5 separate regions of the Mus musculus genome follow, and regions 2, 3, 4 and 5 are each linked to region 1. A link is a loop called in an ENCODE intact Hi-C map of the cell type or tissue named here. Cell type or tissue: left cerebral cortex. All regions are shown on one strand. Region 1 holds the start of Fam155a (family with sequence similarity 155, member A). Region 2 has its middle 46 kb from the start of Lig4. Region 3 overlaps Fam155a (family with sequence similarity 155, member A). Region 4 overlaps Fam155a (family with sequence similarity 155, member A). Region 5 overlaps Fam155a (family with sequence similarity 155, member A).

Region 1 (5,000 bases):
CTAAGAGAAAACAGGAAGCTTAAAGAGAACAGGCCTTCAGACTTACTAAAGAATGAAAGCTAGCCCATAAAACCCACAAAATGTGTACGTTTGACTGTTTTCCTCCCTACATTAACAGCTACACTTTCTTCTGTTCCTCTGACCAACCAACCTGATTATGTTAGAAGTGGAGAAATGATTCCCTCTGGCTACCTGCGTGTGTTGGTCCCTTCTCTATTTCCCTGAAAGGAATAGTATGCGCCAACTGCGAAGCTCGAAGAAACAGCTCAAGCCCTGACTTTGTTATCTTAGAAGATAGACTTCCCTGATGTACCAAGAGCTCTGAAAAGAAGGGCATCAGGCCACCAGCAACCTACCAGCTGTCCCCAACTCCATCAGAAAGTCAAGTTCTCATAGCCAGATAAACAATGATTAAACTTACAAAACCGGAGCCAGATAAACGAATCAAACATAAAAAAAGCCGCAGCGAAGGGGAAAGGAACCCGCTGTGCCTACCTTGCAGTCCTCAGGACAGGACTTCACCGAGTACTCATCCGACTGTAAGTACTTATGCAGCACGCTTTCAAACTCTTCGTACTTCTCCTGAGCGTGGTGGTCGTAGTCCTGGTAAGCCTCGATGCACTGTCTACACGTGGTCATCTCACCGCCCTCCGTGAGCACCACGTCCAGACTGCAGTTCAAAGTACTGGGGCTGGACAGCCCCGAAAACAACTCCCAAAGTGTGTAGGAATTACAAAATGAAAGGTAAAAATCCGACAAGTTCCACAGCGGAGTTGGCCGAGAGCCCCTGGACGACTGCTCCTCCCCCGCGGCCGCCCCCCGACTCCAGTTCCTGGCGCACACAGCGTCCGCGCTCTCCACGGTGAAGCACTGGCCGGAGGAGGCGCCCTGGGGGTAACAAGTCTCTAGGCGCCACACCGGCTTGGCAGAGTTTCCTAGAAAAAGAGCCCTGCTCCGGTTGTTCTTGCCTCGGTTGCCCTTGCTGCCGCCGCCGCCTCCCGGGGAGGGGGGCAGGGTGGGGGACGAGGAGGCGGAGAGGAGTCTGTGTGCCTGGGCGGCGGGCGAGGACTCCCCCATGCTGGCCAGGAGCGCGGGCCAGGAGGGCTCCTGCTGTCGCTGCCTCTGCTGCTGTCGCTGCCGCTGCTGCTGTCGCTGCTGCTGCTGCTGCTGCTGTTGCTGCTGTTGCTGCTGCTGTTGCTGCTGTTGCTGCTGCTGTTGGTGATGCTCTTTGTCCCGGGTCCGGGTCAGCTTGGCCTCGGCGCAGAACCACAAGTGATCAGAGAGCAGGACTGTGAAAAACAAGAGAGAAGCCAGAGACAGTCGCCATTTCTGAGCCCGCTCTGAATCGATGAACGGTTTCTCGTTCTCCCGGGGTGCTGCCAACCAGATTTTTAAGCCGTCGTCATACTGCCGACACATCCAAGCACCCCTGGTCATATTTTGGGAACGCACAGCCCTGGCCGACTCCACCGTGAGGGCTCCTGTGCCGGTGTCACCACAATATGCATTGACTTAAAGGGTTTAATTTCCGTATCCCCTCCTCCCGTTTCTTCTCTCTCTCTCTCTCTCTCTCTCTCTCTCTCTCTCTCCCTACATAAATATTACCATACTTTGGAGGAAGATCTTGCTTCCGACCTAAGCATCAGCCGACCCCATCCCTTGAAGAGTGGGAGACAATAAGAGAGAGAGAGAGAGAGAGAGAGAGAGAGAGAGAGAGAGAGAGAGAGAGAGAGAGACGCGGAGGCTGGTGCTGTGCTGGCCGGTGGGGAGGCTGAGTGCGGGAGGTGATGGTGGTGGAGGTGGCTGGGTGGCTGGCGCTGCTCCTATCACCCCGGCATTGTCAGCGCGCGGGTCCCCATGGCCCAGCTGAGGACAGCCCGCTCTCCCCTGCCAGGGGCATGCCGCGTCTCTGCTGCCCACTGACGGCGACCGGAGCGCCTCCCCTCCTCCTCTCCTCCTCCTCTTCTCCTCCTCTTCCTCCTCCTTCCTCTCCGTCGCTGGCTTCTCCTCCGCCTCCCGCGCCTACTTCGCGCTGGCTCTCCCCGCGCCCCGAGCTTGGGCGGCCGCCGGCGGGGCTGTCCCTCCCCCCCACCCCCCACCCCGCGCTCCGACTGTCGCCGCGGCCGCTGCAGGTCTGCCCGCGGGCGCCGCCGGGGGCCGAGTCGCCTGCTCTGGGCCTCCCGAGGCCACAGTCATCTTCAGTCCCCGGGCTAAGTTGCCGCCATCTTCGTCCTGGAGGCACACTTTTTTGGGGGGAGCGCTGGATTTTGCGTCATCTCCTCCCGCCCCGAGGTCTCTCCATCCTGGTGCAGTGACAGCAGCTTGGCCCGGGGCGGAGGACGAAGACGCGCCCCGGCAGCTTGAAGACCCGCTGTCCACCGCCCCCTCCGGGTCCTGTACACCCAGGCTTTTGCCCAGGGGTTGCGATCCCTCCCCACTTTTTATTTCAGAGTCAAGACGTGGGCCGAGTGGCCAAGGCTGCTGACCTGGGTCTTCAGCTTCTCCTTAGGACCCCGCTGTCTAGGGGACAAGTCCCAGACACCAGAGGGCAGCTAAGAGGTCCCTGTTGGGGACTAGGGACTGGGTATCATTTCCCTCGCTAGACAATCTTCTGCAAGAGGAGGCTGATTAGAGGAGGGGCGAGGTGACTTTGCAGGCTCAGTCTGAACGCTTTTTGAGTCTCTAGAGAGCTCCACTGCGTTTGGGTTTTGTCCTAAATCGGTTTTATGGGTCAGAAAGGATGCGGGGTGTGTGCATCTGTGTGTCTGCCTACACGGTGCTGTTTAACCGACACTGTGTGTGTGCTGCAGCTGTGACCACACTGTACTCCATGTCTGACCACGCTTTCTCCTCCAAAGTAAGCGGCAACAAAAGGTCTCCCCGCTCCAGGGAAGCACCAGCACTGCAGTACACCTCACCAGCATTGAGTGGGGGCCCTAATCTTGGAGGATTCCTGCAGAGGACCCCTAAGACCCTGAGGCATCTGCTCACTGTGCCTGCTGCCCAGCCCCGCTGGGTGGGCTCCTCTGCGCTGGAACTTCCGCAGCGCCCTCCAAGCTGGCACTACAGTCCAAGGCTCTGGTGCCCCTTAGTGTTGGCTCTAGGAGTTCCAGGAAGGAAAAGACAGACACATACTGGGAAAACCTGGGGTCCCCTGATTTCCAACCGACAAGGTGGGGATGCCAGGAGCAAACACCAGTCTCCTGGGGTCTGGGCAGCTCTTGCAAACCGCCCAGGTCCCTACCTGAGCCCAGAGCACCAGACCAGAGGATGCCAGGTGCTCTCTCTGGCCTCCAGGCACTCTTAACAGCCACCATGTCACTCTCTTCCCCTGTATCCCCAAGCCAATGCACATTCGAAAGAGCTTACCAGATGCCCTGAATCCTAAACAAGTACCCTAAGAAACCAAAAGGAGGGATCAAAAGGATTTGTTTTCCTACCAGAGTAGCTGTGGGTGCTGGGAACACAGAAGGATTGGAGAATTTCAAACGGGAAGTTGAGATCATTCCTTTCACTATAGTAATTTTGCATATTTAAATTAGATCCTGTGTATGCATACATGTGAAACTCTCCGTAATGGCCACTAGGAATGGAGTTCAGTTTGACAACTGGTATATGTAGAAATGCCAGGTGAGGGTTTAATGTGTCATGTAAGTACATTCTAGTACTTTGGGTTTCATTTTCTTGAATTTTTGATTTATGTCGGGTTTTTTTCTCCAACCCTAATTTCAATAAAATATTGTTTGTTAGCCAGCCCATCAGGAAGCTCTCTGTACTTAGGCGTGGTGCCCCACAGCTACAGAGTCTCATTACAGTGTAAGTATACACACGTGGGTATTATGTATACCCTCGATCATTTTATACAGGAATGGCACGTGTGTTATAGGAATTAAACACAAATAACTGGAAAGTAAAAGTCACAACCAAGCCAGGCGCAGTAGCATGTGCCTGTACTTTAAGCTATTCCATATATGAAGCTGGGGAAGTCACTTGGGTATGCAGGTCCCTGCCAGCCTGATGCAACATGACAAGACTCTGTCAAAAATACTCCAAATGACTCCAAAGGCAACTCTAACCCCTGTTTGCTCTCTTCACCGCCTCTGTGTCTCATTTATCTTAGGTGATAAAGCTTCTGTTCTATGATATTTACTATCTTGGCATATTAGAATGCTGATTGTTGAAATGATAACCATATTTATTGGGTAATAAGCAATTTTTCCCATACTCCTTACCCTCTTTTGCTGCCTTGCTAATTTGAGTCCAGACGCATGGATTTTAGTGGTGGGTTAAAGGAGTAGCTTGCCTCTCAATGCAAGCTGAAGAGGAAATACAGATGGGAGATAGAAGAAACACAATAAGTGAAATTAAAAGATTATACTTCTCCAACAAGGAGAAGAAGTTTGTTATTTTTAGCTTTATTATTATGCAGATGTAGCTAAATTACATCTCAAAAATAATTCTATGATGCTTAACACTAAGTTAAAACAATAATGCTTATACTTGATCTTGTAATAAATAGTTCATTCTTTATTTTTAGAACAACCTGGGCTTTTTCTTTTAACATTTCTCATGAATTGGATATTTTTTTTAAAAAAAATGAGACAATTTGCAGGATGTGACTGTGCAAAAGGCAGTCATTTCCTCATTTGCTAGCCAGTGATGGTTCCAGAGTGAGGGAGGAGAATCTGGGAGACTTCACTTGTCTGAGGACCACTCAAAGAGTGCAGAAAAGCAAGCCAGCCTAGACACAGGAGATGGAGAACACATACTGGCTGAGTGATGCTTGATGCACTGCAGTGCTCCAGGGCCTGCAAGCAGAGATAGAGGGAGACCAGGATTGAGACACTACTAGCAGCAGTGGCTGGGATCCAGGAGTCTTGGTTTAGGAAGCAGAAAGCTCATTTTGAAGAATGGTGGGGGGAAGAATCACACAAACAAAAATACCCCCAAACCAAAAGCAAGCAAACAAACAGCATCAACAAATACCTTCAACTTGAGGA
Region 2 (5,000 bases), 160 kb after region 1:
ACAGTTAGTGCCTAGTGTCTACCTTGAAATAGCAGATATTCTTTAACATCTGGAGTGTGTGGTCACTTGCTTATGAGAGTGTATTGCTTTGCAATATTATCACAATCTATCATGATTATCTCTCAGACTTGTGGCCTTGAGCTAGGTGCTCTGTATCTGGCTCCTTTATCTGATTTCTGTAAATGACCCACAGTCAGGACTCCACGTGGTTAAAAGGTATCACTGCAAGAGAATCTAAATTTATCTAGTTGAGACAGAACTCACTGAGGACACAGAAAAAAGAAAGCATACACATAAATAAACTTAACTAACAAATAAATAAATTAGAACTTAAGTGAAAGTGACAGTTTATATAATACTTGGTGATACATAATGGAATTGAAATCTTTCTGAGGAATCAACAACTTGGAGGTGACAGAAAGGACACATATTTCCAGAACGGCGTCCCTCTTTTACTTTCACTTCAGCATTTCAAAAAGTAAGCACCTTAAAAATGCGTCCCCCATGGAAGGATGTAAATGCCACATGGCAGAATGTCATCCTCATTCTGCATAGCCTATGGTTGGATTATTCTGACTCAAATGGAACTTCCCTCAATGTGCTGGAAAGGTATGAAGGCGTAACTTTCAAACAGACCAATGAAGAGAATCTTGTGCAATCAAAAAACACTGATGAGTGAGCATACATTCAGTGCTGCTGTGTAGTCTAGGTGTGTGCATGTGCACACATGAGTGTATGCATGGGTGTGCATATGCATGCGTGTGCACACACATACATGTGCATGTTTGTGTGTGTGTGTGTGTTTATTTAATTCTACTGGAATGGATATTGTGCCTGTATGCAGGTCTGTGCATCTCATAAACGCCTGCTGCTCATGAAGGGTATTCTTCTAGAGTGTGGAATTCTCTGAAACTGGAGATCGTGAGCCATCATGTGGATGCTAGGAATTGATCCAAACTTCCCTGAAAGAGCAACAAGTGCTCCTAACCACTGAGCAATCTCTCTAGCTTCTGGGGCGGTTTTTTTTTTTTTTTTTAATTTGAAATTGTAAGGAGAACGTTCATAGAAAAAAAAAAAAGTAACATTGTACCACCTAAGAAATGATTGTTAAAATAAAAAGGAAAAACAGTCAGTAAACAAATAAAACAAAAATGATTCCCATGTGAAAAAAAAAAGGTTATAAGGGACCTAACACAACATAAAGAAAGGAGTCTAATGAAGGGCAATGGGAATATTGAACAAATCACATAAAACAGAGCATCCCCTGGATCCTCAGTATCCAGCGGATCAGCAGAGGTCCTGGGGCCTGCGAGATGCTCGGCAGGTAAAGAGATGTGCTGCCAAGCCCAGCGCGCGGAGTTACACACACACACACACACACACACACACACACACACACATGCACACGCACACGCACACACACACACACGCGCGCACACACACACACGTACAAAAACATAGATCTCAGCCCTGGTAGTCATCTCCTTTCTGGAGCTATGAAATGGGGGCATTGGAGCCTGGGGAGGCTAAGGAAAGTCTCCAGCTATGTGAAGATGGGTTGGGACAGTCACGGAGCATGGAGAGTAATGCCAGGGACAGCCTGAAACAAACACCAGGTAGGGTGAAGCCCTGGGAATGACACAGCCTGGGTGCACTAGAGCCAGGACCTGAGGCTCCTCCATGCCACACTTCTACCCATCAAATCCAATACTGCCTTCAAGTGAGTCTTCCTTAACTTAAAATACAAAATATTCTAAGGAATGCGCATGAAAGCCGATATTTTCTCAAACCATTTCCTTTTTTTTCTCTCTTTTTTAAAAAAAAATATCTTACAGACTGCTTTAGAGTCATCCACAGACAGCTCCAAATTATGGAAATCCGCAGTTATAAAACAGGAAGAAACTCCTCTACTTATAAATAATTCATGATGGGACTCCACTGCATTATAATCTACCCCGGTATATTTTAAGTGGAAACTGAGTTATAAACGATGTCTATTCTCTTAATGTACTAGCCTTTGACTCTGAGGATCCCACAGTGAGTGAAGTTTTTTTATATGAATTGTCTCCCTCAATCTAGGAAAGCGAACACAGCTGGTGTGGGCCAGGAGGATGCTTTTAGGAGCTGACGTCCATCCTCAGCCAGATGACACTAATACTGGCTGGCTTTGCCGTCTTCCACAGTCATGCCGGTGGCATATGTCCAGGGTACCACTCACTTGTCACCCTGTCTCCTACACTGCAAACCCCACACACTGTCTGGCGACCACACAGGTTCTGCAGCCTCGCTGCCAAGTGAGTTTTGGACTTCTCGGGAGACAGATTGAGCTTAAAAGTGCCCACACGTACTGAAGCTACAACATTTGGGAGGGAATTTAAACACGTGGAGTCTTTGGTTTAACATGAGAAAGTGGGAATAATAAACACCCACATGCTCTAAGTGGTGAACAAGAAGACTCTCTGCATCCGATTACTATTCTATAGCCCTGTCTGAGCCGCATCAGTCCTTCTTTTCCCCTATTCTGCTAATTTATAAGCCTGATCATCTATTTCCCAAGTGTAAAATCTCTCAAGGACTCCTTAAAGAATACAGATTAGTCCTTGGATCAGGGTTTTCAAGCCTGTGCATGCCCTGGCCTAACCCCTGACTCACTTCTGCTCTCTTGGCCATCTAGAAATGTCAGATGCACCCATGGCTACAAAGCACAGATCCCAACTTAAACAGCCCAATATTTCCTAAATACAACTGAACTTCAGTACCCAGGCACTGTTCTCAGAGTGCATACATAGGCTACTTCCTCTGTCCCCTCTGATTGATGTAAATCTTCTCAAAGCCCCAGCTTGGTTTTGCAATTCAGGACTGTCATTTTCAAGAAACACGGAGTCATCCTTTGAAATGTGAGCATCAGGAAAGCAGCCCTGCATCTATCAATGCCTCTTTAACATGCCCTTCTATGTTTACCACAGACCCCCGGAGTATGTTTTAAAAATAAGATACAGAACAGTTTAGTATAATAGTTGCAGAAACACAAAAAACAAAGGCAAAAGATGCAAGATGAATTCATGAGTATTGAGAACTGTATTAGTTTCTTCTGTATCGTTGTGATCAAAACACCAAATGAGAACACTTTATCAAAAAGTGATTTCCGCAGTGTCTCACAAGCAGCTATGGCAGCTTGGACTCATGCACTTGAGCAAAATGCAATGGTGGCATGTGTGCAAAAAAGAAGCAGCCCTCTACCTCATGGAGGACAGAAGGCAGAAAGAGGAAAGATGGGCCATGTGTGAGCTCTGCAATTATCTCTACCAGTCACCTACTTCCTCCAGGTAAGAACTTATATTAGCAAGGATTTTCTAGAGAAACAATTTATAGAGTAGATATATAGATAGATATATAGATAGATAGATAGATAGATACATTAATAATTCGTAGATACATGGCTACCTAGATGATTTAGATTAGATAGAGATAAAGGATTTATTAGAATGGCTTACAGGTTTTGGTCCAGCTAGTCGAACAATGGCTGCCAAACAATGGAAGGACCAAGTATTCAAGGCTGGATGGCTTTCCTGGTTTTTAGTATCCATCAGAATCCCAAAGAAGTAAGCTTTAATGCTAGTGAAGGAATGGAGTTGCTGGCCAGAGTGAGGGCAAACAGGCAAAGAGAAAGAAAGCAGGCTTCTTTCTTTTAATCTCCTTTATATAGGCTTCTAGCAGAAGGTATAGTTCAGATCAAAGATGGATCTTCACAACTCAAAGATGTAGATAAGAAGTGGATCTCCCCACTTCAAATGACTTAATGAAGAAAAAAAATCTCTCACAGGTTCACCCAGCCATTTCGGTTTTAGTTAATTCCAGGTGTAGTCAAGTTGACAACCAAAAACATCCATCATGGGGTCCACCTCCTTAAGCTTCACCATCTCCCTCAATAGTGCCAGCAGCAAAAGGGCAGCTGCCTCACACATGAGCCAGAGTGGGAATTGTAGGCAAACCACAGGCAAAGGTCTGGGGACATGTCACAAGGGAAAAATGTACTTATTCAAACTTCATAGGTCTTGAATCTGGGTGGAATCTTCCAGGAGTCTGATAGTAAATTACCCAGATGTCCCACTAACCACTGCTTGTTTGCAAGTTTTGACTTAGTAAGGGAACTGCCTCTCAAAGTCTGTCTTCAGGAGAAATTAAAGATAAGTATTTTTTCAGTTAAGCATTTTTTTTGATTTTTTTTAAAAATAATTAAAATTCTACCTGAAGATCTTTGTTTCTCCAAAAATTAATCAGGCTTCTGTATGAAAAATTATCTTTTTATTTATGTATTTCCATCCTCAGTCATTTATGCACATCTAGCATGATGCTAAGTATCTATTTTACACTTTATGTTCTATGATTCCAACTGCCCCAGCCTTGGAATTGACTGTCCTTTGTGTTTTCTCCATTGTCCTTTGGATGTGGCCCCGTTGCTGTGGGTCTCTCTGATACCCTCATGCACCATTTTAGTTAGAGTTTTACTGCTGTGAACAGACACCATGACCAAGACATCTCTTATAAAGGACAACATTATATTTAATTGGGGCTGGCTTACAGATTCAGAGGTTCAACCCATTATCATCAAGATGGGAGCATGGCAGTGTCCAGGCAGGCATGGTGTAGGAGAATCTGAGAGTCCTATATCTTGTTCTCAGGGAAAATAGGAGAATACTGATTTCTGGGCAGGTAGGATGCTAAAGCCCATGCCCACAATGACATACCTACTCTGACAAGGCTACACCTCCTAATAGTGCCACTCCCTGGGCCAGCATATTCAAACCACCACATGCACTTACTCTGCTTCTCCAATAGATGCTCCACCTATTTCCTGCACTGATCCTGGAATTGGCCATTTTCCCAGAAGCCCTTAGCTCCTCTTGTTGGCAACAAGAATTGAAACTAGCTATGCTCTGTGGTGCTGGGACACACTAATTCTCTTATGCCCTCTGAGCTGACAGAGCAAAGAAGTATGC
Region 3 (5,000 bases), 440 kb before region 1:
CTTCCAGACACACAATGGTTTTTCACTGTTATACAACACTATGCCATCTCCTATCTTGTTTCTGTATTGATACTTTTTCTATTGATGAGTCTTTCAATGGTAAACTCTAACTTGTACTGTAAATAATAGAAGTTGAAGATGGCCCAAAGTTGTATAGATTACCTATAATGTGATAATTATGAGGTGCAAAGACTACAATGGTTGTAAATATTCATGTCCTATAAAGTGTTTCAAATCAGTTTTATATAAAAATCATGAATACTACTCCAGGAGCTTTAACTTTATGGTGATGAGTCAAAAATATTTGTATTTCATATTTAATATTTGAGAGATAAATGAGAAATCTCTCACCAATATTTTTGCCCTACTTTCTCAGTAATATAATTCTGAACACTGAAACAATCTACTCATGAATAAAAATGATTTGTCTTACGGTGTAGTGGTGCAAGACTGTAGTTTCAGCACTGAGACTATGTATAAGTATATATGATATATATAGAAAAAGAGTTAGATATAAATATATCTAGATATATATCCATATATAGATATAGATATATAAATCATTTATAGTTATATAAGTATATATAAATGTATATAAGTGTATAGATATATAATTAATATAGATATATGGATTAGATATATAGACAATATATTTAGATGTATAGATTAGCTATATTGAGAGATATATGTATATATCTCTATATATCCTTATCTATACCTATATGTTTAGATGTTTATATAGATATAGATATATAAATAGATCTAGATCTATTTACATATATGGTTATAGAGATATATAGGTAATATATAGATGATATAGAAATACAAATAGATAAATATAGCTATATCTAGATATAGATATACAAATAAATATATAGATACCTACATAGGTATATAGAGATATAAATAGATATAGATAAAGACATAGATATTAATTTTGAGGCAGGAGGATTACTAGTATCAGACCAAGCAGGAATACTGGGTGAGACTCTGCCAACCCCCCCCCCCAAACAGCCAAATAGATAGATAGATAGATAGATAGATAGATAGATATGCATTAAATTATAAAGACGAAGTTCATGTGCTGTGGTTAGTTACTAAATTCATAGTCATGGATTTCCATGAGTGGTAAAAACTTAGACAAAGGCTCAACTCATCATCATCTCTCTTATATTTTGGAACATGAGAATCATAAAACCAAGAAACCTGAAATGTTCTTAGGCTTCACTATGAACCAGGCCGGGACTGCAATCCCACCCACAGTTTGCTCTTTCTCTGCACTTCATCAAGCACAACAATAACTTTTAGTTAATTGCCCATTAGAACATGAAACCGCTTTTACACAATAGAAACAATTTTCTTTCAACTAATAATCGGAAGAGATTATTATGCATAATTTAAAGACTCATAAGGGATCACACATTTTAAAAAAGAGAATTAAACTGTTTATAAATGTTTTCACTAGACACTATAATTTCATATGTCCCCAGATATTAACTCTTGAGCCCCGAAGAACATGTGATCCAAAAGACATCGAATCAGTCAATAAGAGAATCATGAGATAAAGTAATTAAGTGCTCTGTGCTTATTGTCCACTCTAAAGAGAGTTAGTCCTCAAATATTTCCCTCACAAAGGCAATTAACGGTAAATTTAAATTTGAATCAAAGAGAAACCCACAGTTTCCTATTCTCTACACCCTGGCCAGTTGTGGTTCTCTGTGTTAACCAACATCTGCAGAACAAAGAAGCTTCCCTGTTGAGTGTCAAGATGTGCTAGTCTATGGGTAGTAGTTGGGTATTATGCCTATTAAGCAAAATAATAGTAGTAAGTTCCCCTAGGGCCTCTGACTGGTCCAGCCACAGGTCCTTGGCCTCAGTAATGGTGTCAGGTATGGGTTCCACATTGAGGAGTAATAGTTGAACCAGAATGTAATGGGTTATTACCACGATGTCTGTTGTACCACGGGCATGTCTTACCAGGCTAGTTATTATTGCAGTTTACAAGGATCACAGCTGGGTAAGACCTGTGGTTACTTTTCTCCTTCAGTGGGATAGGCAGTACCCACCAGCTCTACGAAAGCTAGACAGTATGGGTGAAGATTCCAGGTCTGTGCCAGCTTCATGTCTATGTTTTATGATCCACATATATGGTATCTTTAGCAATAGGGCCTTCCAGCTCAACACTGAACATGTATATCACACACCACTTCTTGTAAGGCTTAGAGATAAGAAAGATTGTAAGAGCCAGAGGTGATGAGTGACTGTAAAGATTGTTTCTGTACATTGGCACGCATTCAGGCATCTGCACATATGGACTCACAGTGATTGAGACAGCATAGTGTTCATTCCTCAACAGGGATTCCAGCCAAGAGCCCAGAGCTCTGCTTGAAGAAAGGTTTCCTATCTAATGCATTTTCTCCATGAGGTATATGGCTGCCTTTCTGAGCTCCGGGACACTGAGAGGGCTTGAAAAAACACTTGGGGGCCACACAAACAGTGACATCATCAAGAAGCAGATCAAATGGAAAAGAAGCCACAGAAAGGATTGGTGCTTACAACAGAGAGAAGTTGGACTAAGAAGGTGTGGGGAATCAGGTCTCCAATTCTTGCTCTAAAGACGACTTTGAGTCATGGTGTCCTGCAATGAGCAACACCTTGCTGGCAACAAAGGCAAGTAGGTGAATTTTCAGTTACCGAATCAACTGAATCAGTGTGAGCAGGCCATATCTGAGAAGAGTATATTAAATATATGGATCTTGGAAGGGGTGGATGGCTTATACAAAACTCACTGCACACAGGGACCCCAGCACTGAAGAAAGTGAAATCAAAGCAAAAGCCATCAACACCTTCCTGTCTTGTTCCAGGGAGGAGTGGGAACAAGCTCTTATTCATGATAAGAAGGTACTCCCTTGCTACTCAGAAACTTGTGTGGTCCAATTTTCAGAGATTTCCTCACTGATGAATAATTCAGAAAAGGATGTGTTTTTATTTTTGTATATTTATTTTCATTCAAGTTGTCATGAATAAAGGAAGTGTATTCTGTTCATTCATACCAATGTTTCGTTTATGGAGTTATGCTTAGAAGTTAAAAATGCCTCAGAAAATTATGAATAAGCACCTAGAGGAAATTAAATATAAATACCCTCATTACATTTCAATTAATGTGATAGCAGATTGAGTTCACGGAATTCAGCTATTTCCGGATTTTAAAAAAATAGCAGCCCTTTTCCAGAGGGATATTATTATTACACAGGGAATCATTTCCATAGTAGAAATTTCAGAGCATGCATATTATAATGTCCTTCACCCTGGTAAAACTGAAGTCTAGTGTCATCTTTTCATCGAGGACAATTAGCTCACAGGGCTGAGGACTCCCCATCTGGCCGGATGCCTCATCTCAATATTGCCTTTTCCATCCAGAGCCCTTGCCCGCACCTCCTGCCCAGCACTCTGCCAGATAAAGTCTGTTTATCTAGAAATATTCTCCCAGAGATCCCGTTGCTCTCAGTGAAATCTTCCATGGGATCACATGCTGTAGAGTTACTCCTTCAACTTTAGGAAGGGAAGCTGAAGAATAAATTTAAAACTTGCCCGGTGTTTTTGTCTATACTCAGGTTCATGCACTTTAAAAATCTCGCGATGCTTCTTACAAAAGGGAACAGCAACAGTCTCGTGTAGGAGAGAAATGGTGGAGCCCCCGAAGCCCAGTAGGAACAGAGCACCAGGCTGTTGTCTGTGCTGCCTGGGCTTTGACAGTGGCGCTCTTCTGTTCTGATTGAAGAAATGATAGTGATGCTGCTAACTCAGGCAGCATTCAGGGTCGAGGAAGGGAGCAGGCTCAAACTGCTGATGTTCTTGGAAGTGTTTGTTTGTGTGTATGTGTGTGTGCATGTACATGTGTGAGTGTGTATGTACATTCATGTATGAGTGGTTGTGTGTTAATGTGTGTATGTGTGTATGTGAGTGTGTGCCTGTGTGAGTATGCATGTGTGCATGTGTGTGCATACATTCACAAGTGTGAGCATGTACATGTGTATACATATACATGTGAGAGCATATTTGTGTGTGTGCAGGTATACGTGTATATGTGTGTGTATGCATATGTACATTTGTATGTGAACATGTGAGCATAGATGCACGTGCATGTATGTGTGTGAGCATGTAAATGTGTGCGTGTGCATGTATGTGTGTGAGTGCATGTGCGTGTGCATCTACATGTGAGCATGTGCATGCATGTGTGTGCATGTATGTGTGTATATGTTTGTGCGCATTTGTTTGTGTGTACACAAGTTGGGACTTGAGATTTTGCAAGCTGCCCTCAAAGATAAAGAACTGTGAGCATCCTGTGCACTTGAGCCCTAGTGCCTGAGCCAGGGGTTGAAACGAGTGCTGTTTCCATCACATGACGGCTATTCTTGATTGTCAACTTGATGGGATTTAGGATCCCCATGGAAACAAATCTCTAGGTAGGCATTTGAGGGATTTTCTAGACTTAAGTTAATTAATGTGGAAAGACACACCCTAAATGTGGGCAGCAGCACTCTGAGCCCTGGAGCCCTGTGCTGCATAAACAGCAGAGAGCTGACAGGACACCCTTTCTTTCTGCTTCCTAACTTTGGATGCAGAGTGACCAAAAGCTACCAAGTCCTGCTGCCATGATCTTTCCTGCCTTGCAGGATTGTACCCCAAGCTGTGAACAAAATAACTCCTGCCTTCCTTGGGTCACTTATGTCAAGGGCTCTGTTATAGTAAGAGCAAAGAAAGTAAAACACCCCAAATCTGCCCAGCAACAGCAAAGAAAGTACGACACCTGAAATCTGCCCACACTGAGCATCAGCGTGTTGGCTCCCAGCCCAGCCCAAGAAAGCACAGCTTCTAGCGAGGAGAGGGCAAGTGGACAGGGGCCGTGACTATCACCTTATCAGATAACAAGGAAGGTAACATTAGTGGTGCTGACTGTATGGAAACATTGTATCCTTTGGGCTTTTGTAGCATTTCAC
Region 4 (5,000 bases), 420 kb before region 1:
GGAGATTGGAGCTTTTCTTAATGACCTTACACCAACTGAATTATCTACAAGGACTTTATCTCCAAATGAGGTTTCACATTCTGGGGATCAATGACTCAATGCACCCGTTTGGGAAAACACAATTCAGCCAAAACCAATGTGTTCCAGGCCTGTGTCACCATGCTTCTATTAGACTTTCCTGAGCTTAAACCTACATTGAAACTGTTTTTTGAAAGTCTGGCTCTGCCTTGGACTGAGCAGTCCTGTCCCGAGCCACTTTCCTGAAAGAATGTTAAGCATTCCAGCCTCACCTGCCCAATGTTCAGCTGGGCTGAACTAAGGTGGGACTAAGTGTTCTGTACAAACATTCCGTATGGGTACATTGCATCTACATTCACCTTCCGTGACCATCCCTGACTGTCCATTTAGACACATAGGATTGGGTACTAAGGGTTCTGATATGCAGACACACTAAACTGCTGTGTTCTCGCCACCCAATACAGCCAGTTCTGTGGCATGTGGGCCCAATGCTCCAACATGTTTTGAACAACAACAAAAAGGAGTTTAAATAGTGAAATGGGTTTGAAGCAAAAAAGCCAGAATTTCTTTCCACAGAGGTAAAGGAGCTTACCTTTCATATGGAAATGAGGCCAGGCACAATCTGTCACAAGATTCCTGCTGCCTGACAGCCTGACCTTGGAGAGTGTCATTTTAGCATTCAAACAGAATGGAGGTGCCTTTCATCATTCGTGAATTATAGGACTTTATTTCTTTCTATCTTTGCCCCACAGAAAGACGGGTAGCAAGTTTATTTGGAAAGGTCTCCCCAAACATATCATAGTGCTTATGGATTTAATGGACAAGTTTGAAACGGTACAAAGGCGCACACTGCACTATGCCTTCCCTACAGTCTGCCTGCACTGGGGAACCATGACTAGGTACTTGCCTCTTAGCTCCTCATCTCTGCCATTCAGTCACCAGCTCAGTGCGTGCCTGGCTTTCCTACAGGCAGCTGTGAAGGTTTGTTGTGGTTTGTTTGCTGTTTGCTTGTATTTGTTTGTTTTGTCTAGTTTTAAAGAGAGAAAGGAGTGGAGTTGGATGAGTGGGGATGTGGGAAGGATCTGGGAGGAAATTTGATCGACACTAATGAACACAGCAAACAGGGCAGGAAACGTGAGACCCTGACTCTACACAAGGAAACCCAGCGAGCATAGTAAAGCTAAGAGCAGGAGAGGCGACCTTCCCCATGGAAGAGCGCATCAACCGGCTGCCCAGTGCCAAAGCTCATCTCTGAAAACATTCACACAAGCAACGTTATATGGACTCAACAGCTTATAATTAGAAATAGACATGTATGTATAAATACTCACATGCATTCAGTAAAAATTGGTGACATAAGAGGCCGGGAATTTGAAGGAGAGCAAGCAGGGGATGGGGGTGGGGGGAGGAGTGTTGGTGGGAGATAAAGAAAGGATAAAAGTTGTAATTAAATTATAATCTCAAAAAATCAAACAAACATAAGTATAATACCTACAAGGAATAAACTTTTAAGGATTTGTAAACGAAAAGTAGATCTGGACTTGGACTCTTGGGAGAGGAACTGGGTTAACAAAAGATGGGAGTGTGTAGAGAGGAGGAGAGGCCAGGGCAGACTGCTGATTAAGGATGGAATCGATGGAACCAGTCAGAGCACACACTTGAGGGATGGCTTGCCACTCACTCCAGTGAGAGAGGATGTCGCTCTCCAATCCTAACTCTCTGTGCTCTGCCGCTTCTCCCATAGCAGCGGGAGGATGGACCCTCACAGGAATCAACCAGATGGCTTAGTGGCATTTCTTCTAGACAGGTCCAATTAAAGCATCTATCTCTCCAAATGCCCAAGACTCAGCCCTTTGACCATAGAAGGGACTATTCGCCTGTCACTCTGAGCCTCAGCATGGTCTCTGAAATAGCCACCAGGGGGCAGCATGACCATCTCTGACCCTGACCCCATCCAAGGTAAAATTTTCGTCTGACTCTTCATGTGTGGTTTTAACTGAGAAGAGCCAGCTTCATCTGCTAAGCACAGAAGAAGGCTAAATTTATAACTCAAAAGTTTGTGTAACTACTGTATTGCATTTTTCATTCATAAAATATTTGTAAAACCTATCCCATGCACTCAATACATTTAATATTGTGGTTAAGATACTTTAAAATGGGACAGATTTTCCTCTTGTCCTCTAACGCTTCCTTATTTGAGTTGTCTTTTTCTGGATGAGGTGATTAAATTATATTCAGATATTTACTTTTGTGCAACATTATTATGGCTCCCTAAAACATATATTTCTCGCACAGTTTTGTAACAAAGAGGAGTATTCATGGTGCCCTGACCTTCTGTACTGGCATCAAAACCCTGCTCTGCTCCAGCCCACAAAAACCAAGCAGCACCTCTCCAGCCATGTCTATCCCTGGCAGTCTTTGAAGAATAATCCATCTCTAAGTTCATCTGAGATCATGGGGCTGCTTTCAGGGGCAGGTTTACCTGCTACAACTGTGTAACTACACTAGAGAACATTCGGTCTGTTCCCTTAGAGTCCAACAGGGAACCGATAAACAGTGTATCAAAATTCGAAACATAATTTATCTCTTGATGTTTCCAGGTTGGATTGGAAGAGAAGCTGTATGTGAAAGCCAACAACTTCAGTAATACCCAGCAACATCAGTTTTAGAGATTCTCTAATTATCATGGGGCTCACCTTCAGGAAAACAGAGCGAGGTGCTAAGATGTGTCCTCCTCTTCTGGGCACAGATGTTGACTCTGACTCTTACTTTCCATACGTTCAGAACAGAGAAGGGGTTTTTTGCATGATGCTTTGCTAAGTTATTCCCTGAGATAATGAGACTGACAGTATCTAGATGAGAAAAGGCATCTGCCTGTTGTGCAGGCTTGACAGGAGGTACTTTTGGTAGCACCACACCACACCACACTTTCCATTGCTTTTTTAGTAACTATACTTTGTGCAGCTTCTAATCATGCATACAAATGTCATAATTTCATTTTCTTGGAAGGTATACATGTCTATAAATTAAACATATATTATTTAAATAGGATGTCACACTTACAGTCTTAACAATTATGATTCAAAGACTATAAATCAGCAAGGATTACAAGTAGCATGGGCTCTGTGATTGTGCATGTGCGTGCCAACTGGGAGGCTGGAGACAACATCCATTCCTACCCCAGCACACCATTAAATACACAAAGGCTTTCCGTGACATTTTCTATTTGGCCAAGCTAATGAAGATGCAGTGGGAATTCTTTCAATATTTCTCATGTTCTCAAAAATAACAAGGAAGCACTTGGTCACATCCCAAAGTATATCTTTTTTTTTTAATGTGTGTTAAAGAAGAAAAAGCAATCCAGAAAACATCTGTCATGGAGATAATTAGGAAATGCTTTATCTTCGGAATTCTTCCAGTTTCAGTCATTAGTTACTGGGCTCCACTTGCTATCATCAACCGGGGGGAGACAAAGAATAATGGCGATATATGGAAACCTTAGGGTGGATGTTTAAATGATTTAATTCTGCTGTTAGTACTATGGGAGGGAGAAGCAAAAATGGCTGCAAGTTTTCACAACCAAGTGGCTCATCCCTTCCGACAAACTCTTATAGAATAACTAGAGAGAAAGGCAATAGGACATTCTAGAGAAGGTCTAGAAAGGATATAGTCAATTGGAAAATATGAAGGACCTGGGGAAGGAGACAGGCAAAGCAGCTATCCTGCAGGACTTCCATGTGCTCATGAAACATATGAATCCTGCAGACACGAGGAACACTTGGATTTCACGGATAGGATTGTGTGTGTCTCCAGGGCCAGGTCAAGTAGAATTCTGCAGCTTTAGCCTCAATCTTCCTGAATTTCTCTTCCAGCAAACCAGAGCCTGTCTGAGAACAGGCACATAGCTCTTCCCCATGATCCTCTCCACCCTGTACTCCAGCCCTAAATCTCCAGGGAATCTTCAGATCACTGCAGCTCAATAATGACCTCTGTGGAGGATCATGGCAGACCTGCCTGGTAGTGGTCTCAGAAGTCCTGACACACAAAAACCCATTGAGATGACAGATATGGGACACTTTAGGCCACTGCCTTCTAGAAGAGTAGATGTCGTGATGGGCTGATGACTGCTGAGGCTAAGACAACCCTCACTTCTCATCTGATTGTTCTATGGCTTGGTTTCATGCCATCCCATTGACCTGTGCCCATTCATATCTGCCTCATCCATGGCTCTCAGTGAGTACCCGAAGAGCCAGCCTGCTTCCATCTTAGAACTAAAAGCATCTTAGAAAAAAGACAAACTAGGTTTATAATGATTGGGCCTCTCTGTTTCTCGAGGGTTGGGCTGTGCTTTGCCTGCAGTCTTCACACAGCACAGGTGTCTGTGGAACCCCCCTTCACAGCGAAGTTAGCCTTTTTCTCACTGTTCTCACTGAGGAGTTTGTCAGGCAGGATCTCTTTTCCTCAGTTCCACCTTCCCAGTCTCCTGCTTTCTTCTTCCTGAGCCTTCCTATTTTAATCAGACACGGCTTGGCATGTACCAGACAGCAAGTTCCTGGCTCCTCCCAGAGCTCAGCAAAAAACACCTTTTGTTTGATTCTCTGTGGAAACAAACAGGGGGATGATTAAAAAATAAAATAATTAAAAAACAAGAATAAAAACAGAAAAAGTTTCATTTCTTTTTTGTTTTTGTTTTTTTCTCTTTGAAGAATAAACCAAGAGGTATTTTTTTTTTTTTCCATTTTTTATTAGGTATTTAGCTCATTTACATTTCCAATGCTATACCAAAAGTCCCCCTTACCCACCCACCCCCACTCCCCTACCCACCCACTCCCCCCCTTTGGCCCTGGCGTTCCCCTGTACCGGGGCACACAAAGTCTGCGTGTCCAATGGGCCTCTCTTTCCAGTGATGGCCGACTAGGCCATCTTTTGATACATATGCAGCTAGAGTCAAGAGCTCAGGGGTACTGGTTAGTTCATAATGT
Region 5 (5,000 bases), 540 kb before region 1:
GAGTGCTCAGCACCAGGAGACTCTGAAGTCCTCCAAGGAGCTCTGAGTGTCTTCTGGGCCACTGACAGAGTTCTTTTTTGTCACCTTTCCTTAGAGATGTCACTATAGCTACAAACATGCAGATTTTACAAAACCCAACACAGCTAAAATGCAAGTTGTCCACGAGCCAAAAGGTGCAGAAAGCTACCTCCAGTAGCCTTGAAGGCATCTAGAGAACTCTGCAAACACAGGTAGAGGCCAAGAGGTGATGAAGGTCATGAAATGCAAACCCATCTACATCTTCACAGCATGTGTGGTGTCCTGGGCTGGGGATAGTTATTGTGGTTCACCAGCAAAAAGCCAGCTTGTGTGATGGGAGAAGTGCCCTTCTGCTCACCAGGGCTGGCACTTTCAGGGCACTGACTGTGTCTTGATACTTTGTTACAGTGAACAGCATGGGCCTGGAAACCACCTGATACATTGTCACGATGAGCACAAACCACTTGATACATCGTCACACTGAGCATTGCAACTGGTCCTTATTTTATTTATTGATTTTATGTGTATTAGTGTTTTGTCTGCATGTATTTCTGTATACCACATGCACGTCTTGTATGTACAGAGATCAGAAGCAGGCACGGAGTCATCTGGAAGCAGAGTCATTGATAGGTGTGATCCACCATGTGTGTGCTGGGAAACAATCCCAGGTCCTCTGTGGGAACAATTGCTCTTAACCTCCGAGCTATCTTTCTAGACCCCTTTTAATTATATTTTTTATCTTTAAGTTTATTTTGTGTGTGTGTATGTATGTCCACAGCATGCGTGTAGAGGTCAGAAGACAACATGGACAACTGGGTTCTGTCTTTCCAGCATCTGGGTCCAGACACTGAACTCTGGTAGTCAGGAATTGCAGCAGGCACCTTCACTCACGCGGCTGTCTCTGTGGTCCTGCCGGTGTTCAGTGGAGCTTTTAAAAGCCCAATATACAAAGAGAATTTTCTTGTTTTCTAAGACTAACTTTTATGCTTAAAACTCAAAAGTTAAGCGTGCTATGAATCAAGTAAATTGTTTTTTTAAAATTGGGTCTTCCCTCCTCTTCTGAAAGGAAAGAAGTGAATTCCAAAGAGCTCACATCAGCAGAGCACTCAGCAAGGGTGCTCTCCCCGTGCTCAGCAAGGGTGCTCTCCCCGTGCTCACTCAGCAAGGGTGCTCTCCCCGTGCTCAGCAAGGGTGCACTCCCCGTGCTCAGCAAGGGTGCTCTCCCCACTAATGACCTGTCAGGATGAGACTGTTCTTAGCTTTGACCCTGTGTTCTCTGTCTGCCTAAACTACATAACACTCATGGGTTTCTGGACACCAGAGCTGGTGTTGGCATCCTGCCCATCTCGATTCTTTGCCAAAAAAAAAATAAAGGAGATATTGTTATCAGAAAATATAAAAATCACCTGTCCTGGCCTCTTTTGCCCCAGTGTGTACATGCGTGATCCAGGCTGACATCTCCTTTTGTCCTCAATACTGATTAAGATACGGTGACAACATTCATCACAAAATAGGAAGGAGTCATTGATAAAATTCCCCCTAGACTCTGCAGCTATCCTCAGGAGACATTCACAGAGAGTCTCGGTTGCAGCATAGCTGTGTGATAGAGACATCGACCCTTGTTTAAATCACATTGGGAGGCTTTTCTGGGCTCAGGCCACATAAAAATACCTTTGGGCAGTCTCGGGGTTTTGGAAGCAACATATTGATGGAGATCAAAGGAGGGCCCCACCCAGCCTGTACCTGTGCAGATGAAGCTGGAGAGGCCTCCGTAAATGACTTCGTCATTGTCGGGCAATATGAATGGACACCTTGTCTGCACCTCCAAGCAATATTGCTTGCAAGGAATGGTCTTTCTGCAGTTAAACTGTGTGACTTCAAAATACTGGGAGCAGAGCCAGGCTTTGTAGACAATCTGAAAAACAAAGAGAAAAAAAAATCAGAGCTGTGGAGGGATGCTACACACGTTTTTTTTTAATAAGGATTAGGCTGGGTGGAGAGAGCATGCTTCAGTTTTACATGGGTCGGAAACAACTGGGGTAGAGCTTTTTACAGCTCCACATGGTAAGAATGCCGCTGTGAGTACCTGCAGTGAGGGTATTGAATACAAGCCTATGGAGAATGGAAAAGGTATTTAATTTAAAGAACTCTTGGAAAACAGTGCATTTGAACCAACTCTAAAGTTTTTAGGATCCAGTGATATATAAAGTAAAGAACACAATAAGCCCCGCTGATAATGTAACTCACTGCAGTGGGGCAGAGACTCAGTTGCTCTTTCCCACCTCTCATACCTCGATTGGGCACTAGGTGGCGCGCGAAGCGCTTTGCAAGGACTCCTGCAAGGTGCAAAAGCATGTGGGCTGTTACAGCTTGCTTTGCCCACAGCAGACAGCAACAAGAACTGGGTGTTTGCATCTGTGACTCACACGGACTGCACTGAAAACCTCACTGAAAACGGAAACACTCAGTACAAATCAGACATAATCTGCTCCATTTGATTAGAAGAATGGTCGTTCCTACCCCAGAATCCTGCAGTTGACCTTTGACCCAGTGCAATCTATCTTCGCTAAGTATTTATGGACTCTACTGACTGTGTGGCTTTCACTGATCTCTTTCTCTGTGTGATTACTGGGGAAGTAAGCACTGAAAATTCGCCCCTTCCCCCTACCGTGAAGTAAACTAAGTCTGAATTTAAACAAAGCAGCATAGATCTGTGAAATTCAGTTTCTTTCCAGGTCTTTAGCAACAGTGGATTCTGCTAGTTTCTAGGAGTAAATAATACTATTTAGTTAATGTTTCATCCATTATACTCTACCTTGAAAAATGGATGGCTTAGCAATAAATGTACATGAATAAAATATAAACTAGGATGAAAATGAAACGTATTTAACAAATTTATGTATTTTCCTAGCAAATTAAATTTTTTTTCAGCCCCGATTCTTGGCATTTAGAATATATTGACTGATCACATATTTCTTGAGGACAGTAAGTACGGAAATAAATAGAAAGTTTTAGAATTCAAAGCCCAAAATCCGTAGATTTCCCGACTTTTGTTTTTAGTGGTTATGTTGTGCTTAATCAGAAAATGCTTTCAAAAACATACGGCCGTTAACAGGGTTTTCAGACAACTGTAAACAACTTGACTCGGGTACCTGACCAAAGCCCATTTATTATGAGCTAATTGTTCTGGGATTACCTCACAATTTCTTATTAGTTTCACAAAAATCACGTTTTATTCTTTGAAGAAAAGGTCTCTAAAGGCAGCAAAGATGAATATGAAATTTATTAATAACTATAGATGGCCAACGTAGCGTTTCTTGCAGTCAGTAATGATTTACCATCATCCTGATCACTTTATGCCTGTGTGCATGGAGTTTCGAATGAATCCTAACATAACAATGACCAAGGAGGCTGCTGAGAAACCTTGTGTTTCAGCTGGCAAGTCCAAGTATGCCATGGGCTCCCAGGGTGGTAGGTGTCCTGTGGACCAGCTAACACCACAGAATAAGGGGCAGAAACATCAACTTCACAAGAAGGAACAGAGAAGTGGTGTCTAAACTGCACTTGGGGTAAAGCATCAGTGGGGGACGCTTTTTGATCAACCTATACCAGTGTGACAAAATCCGACAGGGGATACAGCATTTATGATGTCAGTGAAGCCATGGTGTCTGGGTGCCCTAAGCGCTTTGTGATTTCTGGCTTTAATTACCTTTGCTAGGTGTTAGAAGCAAGTGGGCATTTTCGTATGTACAGGCTAGTGATAAAACTGCATGCTAGTGGAAGCCCTCACTGAATATTTACGGGGCTCTGTAGTCTTTAGACTACAATGGTCTGCTCTATTTTAAAGACTCTTTCTGCACATACAGAAAAAGCTCCAGGGATTCCATGGGCACCACTCTGTCTCCAGTCCTGCCCGACTGGCTATTCACTTTTTTGTTTTTTTAAGACAGAGTGCCAGGCTGGCCTTGAAATCACTATGTCGTCAAGGATGACCATATTGCCCCCATCTCTCTGGAATTGCAGTATGGCACATATCTAGTTATGCTGTGCTAGGGATAGAACCCAGGGCCTTGTTCACGTTAGGCAAGCATGCCACCAACTGAACTACACCCTCAGGCAGCTTTATATCCTTTCAGATCCGTAAGTCTGAGTGTCAGGTTATGACCTGTCTACATCCCCACTCCACCCACAGACCATGGGGTGGCACTGAGTGATGCATTCTGAGATATGGACATATCCTTTGCACCCTTTCCCTTGCCATGATCCAGCTGAGATGCACCCATTTTTATTCTTGCTCCATCCCATTCCCATTGCAGATATTTGTTCCTGCCTCAAGAAGTGAGCGAGCGGCCAAAGCAGAGTGAGTTTTTTTTTTCTCATCACCAGGCAGAAGAGAGAGAGAGAGAGAGAGAGAGAGAGACAGAGAGAGAGAGAGAAGAGAGAGCGCTCGCGCGCGCGAGAGCCCTCCAGCCACCACAGTGAGCCAGCACGCATGCAGCCAGCTTCCCTGCCCTTCAGTTCTGTGGTGAACGTGAATGTTTAGATAGCCATAGAAAGCTCCCATCTGAGAAATACATTTCTGTTCCCAGGCATCTGTTGAGAATCAGCAGCGGGAACCACGAGGAGGAAACAAAATAAGGGAGGACAGAGAAGAAATATTTATCATAATGTGAGAGATTAAAGCAGGGGAATGGTTTTATATAAGGAAGGAATTATCTTTTCCCTGTGCGGACATGTTTGCAATAAAACAGACAACACAAGCACCGAGGACATTTGCTAGAACATTCCAGCATTAACCGAAAAAAGATTTGCATGGGAGGAAAGGCAATTTTGTAAGTCTGCAAAAGATGACTTGAAAAGTAAAATGAAACAAACAAACAGACAAACAGCTCAAAACAAATGCTAGCAAAAATCTGAATATTATTCTAGGAAGAATGGATTCTGCCTGAGAATATACCATCAAGGGGTGGGTGCTAGCAACC

The links. Hi-C counts contacts between places; a loop is a spot of excess contacts. Peaks named below come from ENCODE experiments on the same cell type or tissue, not always from the same donor. Only the 100,000 strongest peaks of a DNase experiment are listed, where the experiment ranks them.
Region 2: it touches region 1 in a loop (4-fold over the local background); 6 of 42 quality-filtered maps call a loop at or near these places.
Region 3: it touches region 1 in a loop (2.6-fold over the local background); 5 of 42 quality-filtered maps call a loop at or near these places.
Region 4: it touches region 1 in a loop (4-fold over the local background); 5 of 42 quality-filtered maps call a loop at or near these places.
Region 5: it touches region 1 in a loop (8-fold over the local background); 6 of 42 quality-filtered maps call a loop at or near these places.

What each region holds. Positions count from the first base shown.
Region 1 is chr8:9,769,582-9,774,581 of GRCm38, forward strand. It overlaps Fam155a (family with sequence similarity 155, member A), which reads right to left and starts at 1,442. Exons shown (of 3, transcript NM_173446.2): 1 at 496-1,442. The coding sequence starts at 1,437. In left cerebral cortex, CTCF peaks have their summits at 890 and 3,093; DNase peaks (open chromatin) are centred at 325, 462, 1,186, 1,956 and 4 more places; H3K4me3 peaks cover 3,187 bases; H3K27ac peaks cover 2,951 bases.
Region 2 is chr8:9,928,044-9,933,043 of GRCm38, forward strand. No RefSeq gene overlaps it. Among named protein-coding and RNA genes, the nearest start is that of Lig4, 46 kb to the right of the region's middle. In left cerebral cortex, a CTCF peak has its summit at 215; DNase peaks (open chromatin) are centred at 843, 2,253 and 4,899.
Region 3 is chr8:9,330,628-9,335,627 of GRCm38, forward strand. The region is part of intron 1 of Fam155a (family with sequence similarity 155, member A); the gene reads right to left. Among named protein-coding and RNA genes, the nearest start is that of Gm39128, 170 kb to the left of the region's middle. In left cerebral cortex, no CTCF peak of the experiment used is centred here; a DNase peak (open chromatin) is centred at 2,351.
Region 4 is chr8:9,347,039-9,352,038 of GRCm38, forward strand. All of the region lies in intron 1 of Fam155a (family with sequence similarity 155, member A), which reads right to left. Among named protein-coding and RNA genes, the nearest start is that of Gm39128, 180 kb to the left of the region's middle. In left cerebral cortex, a CTCF peak has its summit at 1,938 (motif pointing right); a DNase peak (open chromatin) is centred at 1,932.
Region 5 is chr8:9,231,173-9,236,172 of GRCm38, forward strand. It overlaps Fam155a (family with sequence similarity 155, member A), which reads right to left. Exons shown (of 3, transcript NM_173446.2): 2 at 1,762-1,933. Among named protein-coding and RNA genes, the nearest start is that of Gm39128, 66 kb to the left of the region's middle. In left cerebral cortex, a CTCF peak has its summit at 2,331 (motif pointing right); DNase peaks (open chromatin) are centred at 2,351, 4,085 and 4,526; H3K27ac peaks cover 609 bases.